Linked DNA regions of Mus musculus: region 1 is linked to region 2. The links are chromatin loops, found by intact Hi-C in ENCODE. Cell type or tissue: heart. All regions are shown on one strand.

What was found. A loop is a pair of places that touch in the nucleus more often than their neighbours do. Peaks named below come from ENCODE experiments on the same cell type or tissue, not always from the same donor. Only the 100,000 strongest peaks of a DNase experiment are listed, where the experiment ranks them.
Region 1: a loop joins it to region 2, with 3 times the contacts of the local background. A loop is called at or near these places in 6 of 42 quality-filtered maps.

What each region holds. Positions count from the first base shown.
Region 1 is chr1:45,310,131-45,318,130 of GRCm38, forward strand. It overlaps Col3a1 (collagen, type III, alpha 1), which reads left to right and starts at 1,408. Exons shown (of 51, transcript NM_009930.2): 1 at 1,408-1,702. The coding sequence starts at 1,618. In heart, a CTCF peak has its summit at 3,983 (motif pointing left); DNase peaks (open chromatin) are centred at 1,501 and 2,951; H3K4me3 peaks cover 3,248 bases; H3K27ac peaks cover 4,522 bases.
Region 2 is chr1:45,762,991-45,770,990 of GRCm38, forward strand. It overlaps Gm51621 (a long non-coding RNA gene), which reads right to left and starts at 2,116. Exons shown (of 2, transcript XR_003947815.1): 1 at 1,960-2,116. It also overlaps the pseudogene Gm8307. In heart, CTCF peaks have their summits at 3,373 (motif pointing left) and 7,258 (motif pointing left); DNase peaks (open chromatin) are centred at 2,841 and 4,801.

The DNA.
Region 1 (8,000 bases), 450 kb before region 2:
GCCCAGCCAATCTCAGAAGTTCTATTCCCTGCCTCTTCTGGCAGCTCTTCTCCAATCTGAAATCAGAAGATGCACAGGGGGTGGATTTTTGTCCTATTTTATTGCTTCTTGTCGCCAAAAGACATCACTTTTCTTCCTTGAACATCTCAGTGTGGGCTCTCTGTGAGCAGGGACACATGGAGGAAGACATAGCATTATCCATGCTTATAGCATTGATGTCTATAAAAACAGATTTTTAAAAATAGTATTATATATTAGGAAAGAGAAAATTATATATAAAAAATAATTCTAAATGAGATGGTTTTCCTAAAGAGGGAAGTTTTGAGCTGGATCATTAAGAAATAACATGAATTGATATAATGGGGTAAATTTTTAAGTGTGCATGCACAAAAAGGGAATATTTCTATGAGGTTAAGACTAAAGAAATAAATGCACATGGCCATGATTAGGATCAAAATGCCCACGATTGATTTTTAAAGATAAATGAAGGAATAAGGAAGTGAAGGATAGGGTATCAAGATATAAGTTGGTCATCATAATAAGGGTAACAAGTACATTTTTTCTACAGAGATTTAATCAGAGATATAGTGGTATTTATTCCTCAACTAGATCTAGAAATACATAGAAAACTCTTCAGATGAGGTCTTGGAACAGAAACATAGAAAATACTGATGTAGACATATTTGTAGTAATTATTACATTAGAAATTAGAAATTCTATTCCACACTTTGAACTTTCTCTTTTGTAGTTTCTTACAAGGACAAGACTTGAAAAGTTTGATTGCTTTTTTTTCTCTTTAGTAATGCCTGTTCTGATTTCTTTAGTAACACATAAACTGGAAATTTTACAAGGAAGCAGTCAGGGTTGCTAAAGAAATTCGTGAGAAATAGAGCAAGGGGAACAGTAACAGATAAGAGTCTCAATATCTCTTCAAACATAGCTCAAAGACAGTTTTGTGACAATTGCCTCCAGTCTAACATTTGGAATGCAGAGTGGGTGGTGAGTTCAGGGCCTTCAGAGGATTTTCCTTTATAGTCTCTTACAGTTTCCTGTTAAAATTGAGTCAGGATGGACTCTGGCAAAACTCAAAGTATCAGAGTCTTCTAGAAAGATAAAATTTACAAAATGACCATGCCGGAGAATGGGAGTCAAAACACTTTTTCAAATTCAGACAGTTTTTACTGTTTCAGAGGGAAATTTAAAAACACACAAACAATTGTTGTAGGCTATCACAAAGCACATTCCTATGTGTTTCTGTCATGCAAATATGTATTTAAGACTAATGCATGTTATAAACATATGCATAGGCTGATGTACACATGCTCCAGATGTGCTGTTTCTGTGTCTGTGGGTTGTGTCCTCTACACACAGGGAAAAATATATTAATCATTGCTTTTACTGCTGAGGGGATGGGTTCTGCTCTCATATTTCAGAAAGGGGCTGGAAAGTGAGGGAAGCCAAACTTTTTCCTATTTAAGGCCAGAGCAGAGGGAAGCGAGCGGCTGAGTTTTATGACGGGCCCGGTGCTGAAGGGCAGGGACAACTGATGGTGCTACTCTGAGCTGCTTCTTCCTCTCTCCTCTTTTGCACAAAGAGTCTCATGTCTGATATTTAGACATGATGAGCTTTGTGCAAAGTGGAACCTGGTTTCTTCTCACCCTTCTTCATCCCACTCTTATTTTGGCACAGCAGTCCAACGTAGGTAAGTAGGTACCGATTTGAACAGGCTTTCTGGGTTAATTTTGCCTTAACTTCTTACAAAGGGTAAGATAGTGGGAAAATCAGCCTCCTAAGAATTTCCTGTCTAGCCTCTGACTGTGGAATGTTTTGTTAACCTTAATTTTGTTTTCTATATTTGATTTTTTTAAAAGTTAATGTACATGTATAATATTCTCTAGTTGTTTAAGGTAAAAACTGTTCTTAAATTAACTTGATTTCATGTTCACCTTTTAAAAAATGTTTTAAAGTACTCCCCTCCTGCATTGTGAACATCTTGGCATGCTCCCAGGCCATCTGGAATTTATTGGTCTCTTGTAATAATTTCATGTTCTCCTTTGTACACTGCTCTCTTTACAAAGATAGGATATTTAGCCATGTTTTTCAAAAGAATGCACTAGAAATGTCTCTGAAATGAATAACCCTTAAGAAGATACTAGAAAATAAATAGAATCCCTTATGTATTTCTGTAAAACTATAAATGTGGACTATCTATGGACCTTCCAGAAATGAGCCCAGGCTGCAAAAACGTGTCATTGTTTCTGTTTTTATTGCATTCCATGATTGCACACATTCAATGTGCTCAGAGTTTGCCAAAAGTTGTTTTATGTTCTGTTTAGCTGGATTTCCATTACTGAAGATAACATAATTTAACAGGAATATTTTTGCTTTCCTCCAAACAAGGTAAAGATACAAGTTTTGCTCAAAAAGGCAGACTTGAAATAGTTTTGGTAGCCAAATGTAATGATCTTTATTTTCTTGTGCCCCAAATTAAAAGCAACTGTCTCATTATTTACTTAAATACTTTTAAAAATGCATATGTTCCTTGTCATCATGAAAATTTGGGGTGCACACTTTTTTCAAAATAATTGTGTTGATGTAAATCTTATCTGTGGCTAAAAGAAGTTGCTAGCAGTTCTTTTCATACATAATCAAACACGTTGGTATTTAAACCTTTAGTTTTAGCAAATGCTTCATGAGCATTCGTTTTTCCACTGTGTGCAGTGTCTTCACTAGTTTCAGAAGTTATCTATGCAAGAGTAAGGGAAGGAGACACTTTATATTTCTGTATGTTCAGTCCACAGATACACAGAGAAGGAGCTCCCAGATTGCTTGTTTCTTAATTCTGTTCCCCTTAACCCACCCTTCCATCCCCCTCCATCTTTCCCCCCTCCTTATCTCTCCACCCCTTTTGGCTCCTTAGGAACTCCCCTCCCAATTTTCCTTCCTCACTCATCACCCCTCCCCCATCCTAGGCTTATCCACCTCCCTCCCCCCACCCCAGTCCTCACCCCTCCCTGTTCTCAGTGACTCACTCTCTGCTTCCCATCTTTATTTTCATCCTCTCTCCTCCCCAGCTCATCTTACATTTTCTTTTCTTTGGATAGTCAATTCCTTTTTAGCTTTCTTTTTTCACTTTCTCTTCACATCCTGCCCTCCTGGAAGATGAAACAACCCCAAGCCTTCCCTATTAATAGGAGACATGATCCAAAGAAATGTTAATTCCTTAGCAGCCCAAACTTTTATTCTGAAATCTAGATGAAGAATCATAGAATCTTAATTTTTTTTAAAGAAAGAAAGACAGACAGAAAGAAAGACAGACAGACAGACAGAAAGGAAGGAAGGAAGGAAGGAAGGAAGGAAGGAAGGAAGGAAGAAAGAAAGGAAGGAAGGAAGGAAGAAAGGAAGGAAGGAAGAAACCTATGTCTTTGGGACATTAATTAAAATATCAACATAGTATCTATAGTTTCTTAACAGTTAAAGTAATATGAGAAATACTATAGGAACAGTGGGTGTGTTTCTTCCCAATCTAACTCCAGTAAGAAGAGAAACATGTTTGGTTCTCACCATCTTAACATCATCCTAAGCTCATTTGCTTCCACCTTTGGGCTATGGTCTTTAAAACTCCAAGAAGGATAAAAAGGATTTAAGATCATATATTTCACATTCCTTGCAGGTTTTTAGTGAAAATCCTACTGAATGATTAACTTTGAGGAGATTTCAGTAAGTAGCAGACATTCAGCACACTGGGAACACTCAGAGAACTCTAAAGGGGTTATCTCCTATGTTCTCCAGAAATCCTAGAAGTCGTACAGAATTGCTAGACACTAACTTCTGGGAGTTTTCTGGAATATGAAACATGTCTCCACAAAGAATTCTTGTCTCTTTACAAATCTGTGCAAGTCTTACTTTATTCATGCCTTTTATTTCAGCTACGGAAAAAACGTGGTCTGTTTTATATTTCCTGTGGTTTTTAAGCATGCTGGATTTTTAAGTGCTAAACCATGCCACCTAGTGGCTAACAAAGACACCATTTCCATAACCATCGCCAACATGACTCTTGCACCACAGGATCCTCATATGTGTGTGTGTGTGTGTGTGTGTGTGTGTGTGTGTGTGTGTGTGTGTGTGTGTGTGTGTGCGTGCGTGCGCGCACGCGTGTCCGTGGGGGGGGGGGAGACAGAGAGAGAGAGAGAGAGAGTTTTAAAAACTAAACATTCCTTTTATAAGTAAAATAATTAGATAATGAAATGTTACCAGACATAAGAATACACAAACAAACTGGTAATATATTGTGAGACTTTTGGAAATGAATGTCAAAATAATAGACAGTTTCCAGCCAGGCATGGTGACACAGACCTTCATTCCCAGCTACTTGGGAGGCTGAGTGTAGATGAATACAAGTCCAAAGTCTTCCTGAGTTCAATGTGAGTGTCTGAATGAGAGTGAGACTCTTGTCTCAAAATGAAAAGTTTATAGAAGTCTGGAGATGCAGGTCAGTGGTAGAGAGCTTTTCCAGAGCATATGACGCCCTAGCCTCAATCTCCAATACTGTCAAAGAAAAGATAGAAACTTATCTAAATTCATTGCATCATTTTTTAAATGTATTTTTCCTACTCATTGGCTAATATCATCCTTGCTTAATATTTGCATTCTGCTGACTATAGGTCCATAAATAGATGTTAGTAATATTGCTTCCTTAGGACAGGGACAAAAAACTAAATGTCTTCTAAAGTTTAAGCTTCTACATTTTGCTATGTTGATAATATCACAAAAATTAACTGTGAACCATGAACTGATTTGTGATTTCAAAACTGTAAATGGACTGAGAGAATGAACTCTTGTTTCATATTTTTTAGTTTATTTCTCATTATGTTTAAAAAGGAAAATTATAGCTAAGATTAACATTTACATTTTCTCTTGTTTGTGTTGTCCGAATTACTAATCACATAGAACCAATGGAATAAAATGTATTACAAAGTCACGGTAGTAACCTTACTTCTAACAGAAGAAAATACACAATTATGTACATATTTAAATATCAGTCATGTAACCTACAGTGTGTTTGTAAAGCTTAAAAACAGGAATGGATGAATAGTTTAGTACTGAAACTAAAATTTAATGAAATACTACATGATTTGAGAACAAAAGCATAAACCTTGAACATCTGCCTTTTTTTACTTTTGTAAGTATTTGTAAATAATAGAGATTCCAAGTTCCATACCATTTTTGAAAATTTATTTATAAAGTTTTTTTTTAATGGTAGTCCTTTTTTCTATTCCTTACTCAATTTTTAACAAATTAATCTGGTTTATTAAGCAAAAGGCTCAGGAGCTAATGACTTAACCAGAAATTATCATTCTTTCTGTAAAAATGTACATTGTAAGTAAATAAAGTATTACCAATACAAGATTTTGTTGTTTCTATTCATAACCCCCTTTTATTTCCTCAGCATCTCAACAGTACTCAGAATGATGGGTAAAGGGCCTATAACAGACCCTGCATCACATTTAGATCTAGGATGGACCAGTCAAGCATTGTAGAAGAGAGCAAGTCTTCGGAAACCATGCTGGGAGGGAGAAGTGGAGAGGAAAGGCCCATTAATGAGTGCAGATTCTTCGGTGACTTGCCTTTGGATTTCTTTTTTAAAAGATTTGTCCAGAACTATAGGAGATGCTAAAAGAAAGCAAGGCCTCATTAGAAAGGCCTGTTTCATATCTACAGGCTCAGACCAGGCCTGGAGTGGTAACTCAGAAAAGACTGCCAACCACTGAAGCTCTGTGGTGACCACTGAGGATGACTGTCCCTAGTGCCGGGTTCCTATGTGTACTTTGTGACAGGCAATAACTGATAACGCCACCTTGAAGCCATTAAAGTGATTGCTTGTAAGTCAGAGCCGGGAAGATCAAAGATGAGCTTGCCTTTGCTGGACCTGGCAGACACTAAAGCTTCGGGTACACTGTGACTTTCTGGCAATGTGTGTGAGCTAATTCTCATAAAATGTTTCGTTCTGTTTCTTAGAGCTAAAAGCTTAGTGTCATTATTTTCCATGCTTAGGAAAAAAAAAAATCCACATTGTTTTTTTTTTTAATCCAAAAGTTTTAAAGGAGGAAACTTTGCCTGTCAGGAAAGCAGTGGAAACTCTGAGCTAGCTCTGCACAGCAGTCGTTTGTTAGCTGCACTTTGGAGAGTTACATTAACCACTAGAAGTTCTGTCTGTGCCTAACAAAAACATAGCCCAAGTGGATTCCTTTCAGATTAACTAATCAAAGCCTTGCTTTTTCCATGGCTGAGGTCAAGCCCTGCCATTTCAAATGTAATCTCAATGAACAAAACGGAAAGTTCAAATGGAAGAAATACTAAAATTGCCCCAAAGAAGAAATTGCCACAACTAATCCAAAACTTATTAATAGTTAAATTAGCTTTGATAATTAGCATTGAAGGATGACTTTCTCAGTTAACATAGTTGTGAGACATTTTTTGTTCTTATGTTTGTTATTGTAGAGGCCAACAAGCTATGTTTCTCACAGAAACACTTTATGATGTTGCACAGAATTTATAGTGCCCAAGTAGCATTCAAAGGAGACTTGTGCTCAAGTTAGAAGTTAACAAATGCAAATCAAGCAAAAACTATAGTTTTTGAATAGTAGTGCCTTAGCCATCCTAAATACATCTATGTATCTGATGAAGAATGTTTATGTTTGTTTTTGTCAGTCTTAGTGCCTGGCTTCCAAGTCACACATTCATCTTGCTGGTGGTCTGGATCCCATCAGGGTGGCCTTGGAAATACAAGCCTTTTTCATAAGGTCAAGAGAAATAAACAGTAGGATTCCACTCCAGATGGTATCTTCCCATTTTAAGATTAGAGAAAAAAAAGACATTTTGGAGATCACTGTTATTCCTTAAAAAAAAAAAAATCTGTCTGCATACTCGAGAGGGTACAGAGTTCACAAACCATCTGGGACAGGGCACTGAAACAGGTCTCTTTCATTCTATAGTATCCTTGAAAGCAGTAAAAACATAATGGAGTTAGGAGTATCAGATTTTAGAAAAGCATACTAGATTCAAATCTGAATTCCTTTAAGTATTTTACCTGGATAATTACTCAGTTTGACCCAGATTCTTTGTGTGCATTCAGGATTGTGACAGCATTCAGCTCAAAACATGCAGGAAGGAGATCATAAAATTGATATAAACCATCAGGTATAGTGATGAACACCTGCATTCCCAGCAGTCGAATGCAGTGATACACAACGGCATTTCGAGCAGTTTGATATTAGTGATGCATACCTGCATTGCTAGCCGTCTGCACCTATGTTCCCAGCAATCTGAAACCTTGGAGCAAGGACTGTGGTTTCAAGGCTAGCCTGGTGGCATCTATAATTTGAAAGAAAAGAAAAAGATGTCAGCCACTCAAGAGTAGTACCTAGAACAGAGGCTTGATCTATCATTCGTTTGCCAAGTACTGTCAACTACCATGACACCGTGAAAAGAATTAAAGTATCATGTAATGATAGGAAAGATTACATGAACATCTGCATTCTCAAAGTATAAAACTAAAGTTGCTACACAGTAAATTAAATATATTAAATATTTTCATAATTTGGTAGGATCCATTATAGATGTATTTCGATGATTATACATACTTTACTTTTCCATTTATCTATTTTTATTTTGGCAAAATAAATATCAATCAAGTTGTAGGAAAAGTTTAGGGACATAAAAAGCATGTGCCTATACAGAATAAAACAAAGAAACACCTAAGCATCATTCATTTAGTTTTCTTGGTGGAAAGTAGAATAACCAGAATCTACCTAGCCATGTAAAACAACACTTAAAAATGCACTTCATTTCTATTTCAAAAGACTGTCTCTTCAGCATCTCTGTGCTGATGCTAGAAAGGTGGCTCAGGAGTGCAGAGTGCGTCCTGCACTTGCAGAGGTCCCAAGGTCAGCTTTGAGCATCTTACTTTATTACGTTGTCCAGAATTGAAAATGCAATTG
Region 2 (8,000 bases):
CAAACAAACAAAAAAAAAAAAAAACAGATTTCCCTAGCCCTTAATTGCTTCAAACTTATCCTTTACTGCTAAGATGTAAAATCATTTTTGAAAAAAGTAAAACATAAACTTTAAAATACCCTTTTCTAGGACTGAAAATGTGACAAAAATATTTAATGGACCTATCATTTTTCAGAGACTTCCGTAAGTTAAATAATAGGAGGTTCATGGGTTATGAAATCATTAGATCAAACTAGAAAACCTACAGAATTTTGAAATTGTTTTCTATCCCAAGCCATGGTTTATGGAAACTTTGAAAAGGCAAGCATGCATAAAGCACATTTGTATTATAATTATAATTCAGGCAGAAAAAGCAAAACCTAAATCAAGTTTGGTGTCAGGCACTAAATAAAAGTGAGCAAACAAAGAGTTCTTTTCCTAACTTAGAAGCAGATACATAAAATAAGAATGAGTTTCTAACGCTTTTTAGAGATGTCCAGAAAGAGTCCCAACAATAACTTGCTTCTCTTTCAGGCATTCAAGACTCAAAGATACCTGATTTGAGACTGAAATAAATACAAAACAAGCAATACAAAACCCAAGTTTGAATTGGGTTTCAAAAATTTATTTTTGAACATTGTAAATTTGGTTTTACTTTGCAAGGAACATTCTGTCTGGGTACTCGAGGTGTTCCTTGGTTGTGGGTAATATACCTACCATGCACTCATCAAACTAGACACTGAGAAATGCCAAGTGGTCCTTTCCCCTCTAGTACAGCACTATTTCTGGGTACTGCAACATTCTTTACTAAAATTTAGCTTCCGAATTAAGAAGCTATAGGTGAACTTGAATGATTAATTATAAATGAATGGGTTTTTTTCAATGTTTATATAACAAAGCAGTCAGTTCTCAACCTTTGGGATAAGATCAAGTCTATAACAACACAAAACTTGTGTTAATACACATGATAGTGTCTAAATTTTTAATCTCCTCATATATTTTATTATATGCAATTAGAAAGTAACACATTATTGATACAGATATTTAAATTTTCATTATGGAAAGTTCTACATAATTATCTAGTAATAACATAAATCAATATACTTTAAAGTTCTAATTCTTTGTTTTTAATTCAAGAAAGTTTTATTTTCCTATTTCTAGTTTTTTTCAGCATGACTGTTGGCCTCATCTGCTTTTCAGCTCTCATCATGTCATCTCCATGGAGCCTTGGGAAAGCTTTAGGAACCCATATCAGAGCTTGATCTGTGCTCCATAAGCTATTGCACATTTTATTTGTCTACCAGGAAACTATTCTGCCTTCATTTGCCAGGGCAGCTCCCCTCTCTTTAAATCCCCAAACCACAGCATCAAGTGCTTCTTAGTACCTCAGAAAGAATACTGCTTCTTTCCTGTCAGAGATTTTAATTATGGTTTATTTCTATGTGTTTCATCACTGTACCATTCAATGCTCTTTATGAACAAGAATCTTCTATCCAACCAAGGTGTCAGCCCTAAACATACATACATCTGAACAAAGCTAAATGGACTCATATATTCGTCACACACACACACACACACACACACACACAGAGAGAGAGAGAGAGAGAGAGAGAGAGAGAGAGAGAGAGGAAGAGAGAGACTCATTCATTAGTCACAGAGAGAGAGAGGCACACATATATACATGCACACATGCACATATGCATACACGCATACAAGCATGCATGCAATGTTAGAGGGAATGGGGGACTTATGGGAGTCTGAGGGGGTGCAAGGAGCATGGAAATAACACAAATACAATACTCATGTAGGACAGTCTCAAAAAATACGAAAATTTTTAAAAGAGTGAAAACCTTTAATTACTCCTCCCCTCATACTAAAAATTGACCCTGGGACTTCCCATTTATAGACAAACACCCTACCACTGAGTATCTTTATTTTGAGACAGTTTCATTACATTGCCCAAATAGGTTTTGAACTCACATTGTTGGCAGCCTCAGTATCCCAAGAAGCTCCTATCGGCATAATCCATGATGTCCACATATCAACAAATATCTCTGAAAAGTGAAAGGAAAGGAGGGAAACTGGAATAAGAGGAGGAAACTGAGAGAAAAGAAGATAGTTGGCTCAGATCTGCCATCCCAGCTCCTCGGAGATAGGCAAATCATAAAGCTGAAAGATCACAAGTTGTAGGCCTACCTGGGCACCAGAGCTGGTTATGATGAGCCTAGATAACTTAGTGAGACCTTATGTCAGAATAAAAGTAAAGAGAGGGCTAATGCAATAGCTCAGTGGTAAAGTTCTTGCCGAGCACACATGCGGCCTTTCCAGTACTGCAAGATAATAGTTCTAGTTAATTTACTTTGGGGGGCAAATTACTAGAAGCATAAATCATCACAAGATTAGAAATGTGTTTATGTTGATCATCAACCAAATTGGAAGATACTTAAAATACACATAACGTTATTGGTCTTTAATATTTGCAAATGGGAGCAATTAAGAAGTCGTGTACATATTGTACAAACACCTATTCCCATTAACCTTGCAAAATAGGAACCAGAACTATTACCTAAGTGATAAGATCAGAACAATCTAGGTTGTGTTTTAGTAAAACTTGCATTACTGAGCTTCCTAAATAATAATAATAGACAAAGCTGTAAGTTTATAGAGATGGAAAGAAAAACATGCTGGTGCTAAGGAAATTTCAAACAGATTCCAAGACTTATTTGGGGCAACTGTTTCCCAGGAATGAATTGCTTCACAATAACGAGGTCAAACACACTGGATGGTTCTCTAGAGGCCTCTTCTATTCAAAAGGGCTTTCAAAATAAAGTGGGAATGGAGGAAGAGACTAGGGGATGATGCTTTCATGAGCCAAATGCATTCTCAGAGCAGAAACATCTGTTTCGGTTTACATAGTTGAAGTATGACATTGCACATGGAAATTAAACCCAGGCACCATGCCGAAAACGCAGCCTGTCTGCAAAAAAGCTACATGCCCTATCTCCAGCTGGGGTTTGTAGAGATTCACCTCCTACAGAGCATAATATCCTGTGAGCCACCAGTGACCCCCACTCTCAAAATCTAAATGTCACAAAACACCATCCTACCTCTCAGGAAACTCTTATAGTAGACAGAGAGAAAGGCCAAGAAGGAGAAGGATTTGGTTACGATATGGAAACATTATAGAACTTAAGATACTTTTCTCTAGAAAGGGAATTAAAAAGCCAAAGATATAATATCCTTACTTCGAACTAAGAAATGCCAACTCTATTTCATTTTACCAAGTTTCTTCATTAATTAGGTAAACATAATAACTTTTCTGCTTGATAATAGGCTCATTTCTAGTAGCTACGCAAATATTCGAACATAATGATGTGCCTCTGCTGCCCCCATGTGGTCGTCTTGTATCTCTACAGCTGTAGTTCAAGAATTTAAGCAGTGGTTTGATTTTGTTTCCGAAGCCATTTTCTTCGCCTCAGATTTCAGATGTGAAAAAACGATTAAGGACTTGTAATTTAGACTCTATTCACAGATAGTTTGCATACTAAGGAAAACAGTCAGTAGTAGTGAACAGCACATGGAGAACTTATTTTCTGGGGTCAAAACATGAGGAAACCAAGTATTAATGTGTTCAAGGGTTACAGGAAAACTGGATGACAATGAGCTCATTAAAAGTACTTACATGTTGTGAGCAGAAACTAAGAAGGTTCGAGAAAACACAGAAAAGAACTGGCAAGCCGCATACCTACTGAGGCAAGGCTATGACTGGCAAACGGAAGGGAGTTGTGTAGGTTGCAGAATAAAGGTAGACATCTCCAACCCGCATAGAAATTTATTAAATCAAGAGAAAGAAAAGGGATTACAAAGGTAAATCAAGAGGGTTTATAGCTGACTTTTACTAAACTGATTACCCTAGTCACAGGAACTCGACATGCATTTGCTTAATGGTCGACCTACTCCCTTGGTCACATAAGTATCTATGAATTTATATGAAAATAATCTATCTCCAAAACTGAAGATGTTCTAGTAGGTCATGGTCTCTAATCCTTCACCCTTACTAGGCAATTTAAACCTACAGAACCCTGAAATCAAAGCAAAGCAGCCAGTGAACACCACATCTCCAGAAGAGGGGGCAGGGGAGGCTTACCCAGATGAGAAACCTTCTCTTGGTATTTTACTGGGGTGCTCTGTTCTGACAAGGTGTGCTCGAGAGTGAAAACTTCACAGAAAAAAAAAACACAGCCTCACACACAGTTTCAACAGTCTACTATAATCATCTTGGAAATACAGGGTTATACAAGGACTGAAGACCTGGGACTCCTGTGACACAAATGAGGCTCAGGAGCAAACATGAAACTCCAAAATTTGATCTACTTGCTCAAAAGGTGCTTGATAATTTTAATAGAAAGTTTAATGTGGACTTGATTTTACTAGATGCTATTTTTTTTTAAATGGAGTGCCAGAGCACCACAAGGAATAAAGAATCCGCAGAATGAAGCTCAAATAACAACGTCTCAATCCTCGCTCTTGTGAAACAACGGGAGACATTTACATAGCCCTCAAGAGAAAATAGCAACCCTAAAAAAGCACGGAAAAAGGTCACACTGTAATTGGACGAGTTTTCCTAATGGTAACGTGGTAAGCACATATGTTATTAATTGTGACAAAAGCAGGGCCTCCGGTTGCTAGTCAGAGGGCACTGAGTCCTCCTACTTCCAGACTGCTTCCTGCCAGCAGTCCTTAAAGATCCCTCAGAGCCTGCACAAGTCCAAACCAGGCAAAACCCCAGCATGGAGACCTGGAAGTGGACACAAGTCCCACTCCCTAAGCAAGGAGCATTGCAATTGACAGTTTCTGGCAAAGGGGAACTCTGTTTTCTCCAACTGAGTGTTGCTGGATAGGCAACCACACTCCAGGGCAGGCGCCATGCCCAGAAGTAATTGGCCAACACTCCATGGTTTTGTTTTAAAGTTTTGTTTTAGGTTTTTGGTTTTTGGTTTTTGGTTTTGTGGAGGGTAGGGGTGTTTCTTGTTTCACTTTTTTGGTTTGGGTTTGGTTTGGTTTGGTTTGGGTTTTTTGGATTTTTGGTTTGGTTGGTTGGTTGGTTTGGTTTCTTGTTATCTGACTCACTCTTTTTTGATTTTCTTTTTATTTGTTTGCTTTTTGGAAATCTTGTGCAGGAAAAAAGCATGGAGCTGGGTAGGTAAGGAGAATCTGAAGACAGTTTGGAGAAAGGAAAAATATCAAAATAATTTTTTAAATGTTAAAATGCAGTACTTTGGTACAGGCTCGGCGAGATGGAGACGATGAGAGACGCAGCGTGAGAAGCCAGAGCAGCTCCAAACCTCATTGAGACCGGCCGCCAAAGCCCTCCACACCCACTGTATATTTTTGGCTATTTCAGCCCTGATGAATTCAGAGTTTTTGTTGTTGTTTTGGTTTGGTTTGGTTTTTTTGTGATCCCTGCTCTTCAGGTGAGCTCCCCCCTCCATACAGTGGGACTCTGTATAGCATACAGGCTGAAGATGAACTGCCAGATGCGTTCGGCTCATGAATAAGTTTATTAATATGCCCCTACCGCCCGAGCCCCGCCAAGCTGTCGGGGATAAAATAACTCCACCCAGGAGCTGCCTTTGAACCCACATACATTTACAGACAGTCATCAAGTCGAGCCTACCTGAAAAGGGCCGACCGGAGGACGCCAAGGAGTACCTAGGTTTCATCCTCAGTGGACTCCATGAGGAGATGCTGAGCCCGACTAAACTCCTCTCACCCACGCATGAGTAGCACTCTGTTTCCAATTGGCCTGGGAGCCACTTGATAGAGGAGCTGGAAGACACCAGTGTGGTCAGTGAGGACGATTGCAAGCAAGTGGGTCCCAAGAACAAGATGTCTGTCGCCTGACAGGCGGCGGATTTCGTCCAGACACACCTATCACTGGCATTTTCAGTGTACACCCAGCAGAGTTCCAAGGAGTCCGCCACTCTGTAGTCATTTTTCTCGCTGCAGTTGGATATCCTATCTGACAAGATATGCACAGTTCAGGATGGGTTGGAAGGTTTAGTGGCAAGAGAGTCTATCCAAGGTTACACCACCAAAACCGAGCAGGAGATTAAAGTCAGCCGCAGAGTGATTCTAGAGAAGCTTCCCCCAGTCCTCCCTCGTGCTCCACCTAAAGTGCTTCGTCGGTGAGAACACAGGCAGATGCCAGAAGCTGGTCAGGAACGTTGACGACACTGTGGACTTGGAGATCAGCAGAGAACGGCTTTCTCCAGGCTTCAAAAATAAACATTTTAAATGCCACAGAACGTAGAGGCTGTTCACAGTGGTTTCATGGTGCCAGCGCTACAATCGGCCACTACATTACGGACATCTTCCAGATTGGGCTTAATGGCTGGCTGTGAATTGATGACCAAACGGTCAAGGTTATTAATCAGTACCAGTTGGTGAAGTAGACTGCTGACTTCTGGCTTGCACAGCCTACCTCCTGCATTACCGCCATGTGGACCTGCTGTAACCGTGCCCGTGTGTCTGTGTGTGCCTGCTTCCTACAACTGCCAACTCACTCACTACCCACCTCTCTAGTGGCTCTGTAGAGAGACTCTCCCTCTGCGCCAATGGGCTTGGGAGATTCCTGGGGGTCTGCGCAGCGCAACTCAGTGAGCTGCCACTTCTGAAGAACTGCTGGTTCCTGGGCGGAGGCGGCGGTTTACACTGTGTCCCAGGCTAGTCGCATAGTAGAATAAGTCCCGCACCAACAGCTCTTGCAAATTTGTGAAAATGAATTTTATCTTTCCTTTAGAAAATATTTTTTAAATTCATCACACTTTCCTCCTTTACCCTTCAGTTTTTGATAAATGACAAAAATGAGCCAGTTATCAGATGAGGTAGTTCTTACTTCAAAAAGAAATAAATACAAGAAATATATTGCAGGTTCCTAACAGGAAATGCATTTTAACGATTGTGAGAGGGAAACCCGCTGACGTAGACACCGCGGGTCAGACTCAGGCTACAGAAGTGGGTAATTGTAACTTCGTTACCATGAAAAGATTTCAAATCTCATTCATGCTGTGTACACATGAACAGTGGGCAAAATGATGGACTGACACTTCCCAGTGTCTGCTGTGTAATCTCCTGCCACGCCTCTCTGATGCCCTGTCCCTCAGGTACACAGAATAGGATTCCTAGGAGTATAAAGTTGTCACTCTTCAATAAAGGTCACAAAGTTGGTTTAAAAAAAAAAAAAAAGTAATACTTTTCTTTATATAGTTCTTTGCCCCCTAGTGGCCAGCTGCTTAGCAATAAATAAATAAATAAAAATGCAGAACTCAAGTTATCCTCCTGCCTCAGCCTCCCACATGACATTTATATAGAGAACTTGGGCCCTCAAGAATTGTTATATATATAGAAGATCCTAGAATTATGCCCAATGAAGACACAGAGACAACTGCAATCACTTCGCATGAATAAGGCCCACTGAGGGAGTCTTCCTCTCTGGTTACATGTAACTTCACCTAAGAAATAGAATGCTCACACCCAGTATTTATTAAAAAGTTACTGTGGCTTTCAGGCTCAGCTCCTGTATCCTACTCTTAAGTGTGCAAATCTGGTGAGTTCCAGGCTTCAGAAACCCTCTACAGTTTCTTGGGATTTGTTTGAGACATTGTCACCTCTGAGATATTGTCTGCGTGTCTGAGATTTGAAAGTTATAAATTTAGTTTGATTTGATTGCTCATCCCATCAGCCTTATCTAACAGGGGTTCGGGGAGGTACTCTCCTAAAGAGCTCTAGAGGTCTTTTGTCCAGGGCTCACATAGAGTACATACTCAGGTATGGAGAAGATAACACAAGTCTATAATACAAGAATTGCAGCTTCCTCATTAGGTATTTGTGTGACAAAATGCAGGATTTGCTTTCACAGCTTCATGCAATGGGCACTCTGTACCTCATGCAGGGACACCCCAGCCACACACCTGACCTCAGCCGCTTTCCTTATTTTCAGGGGAAGATTCCATAATCCC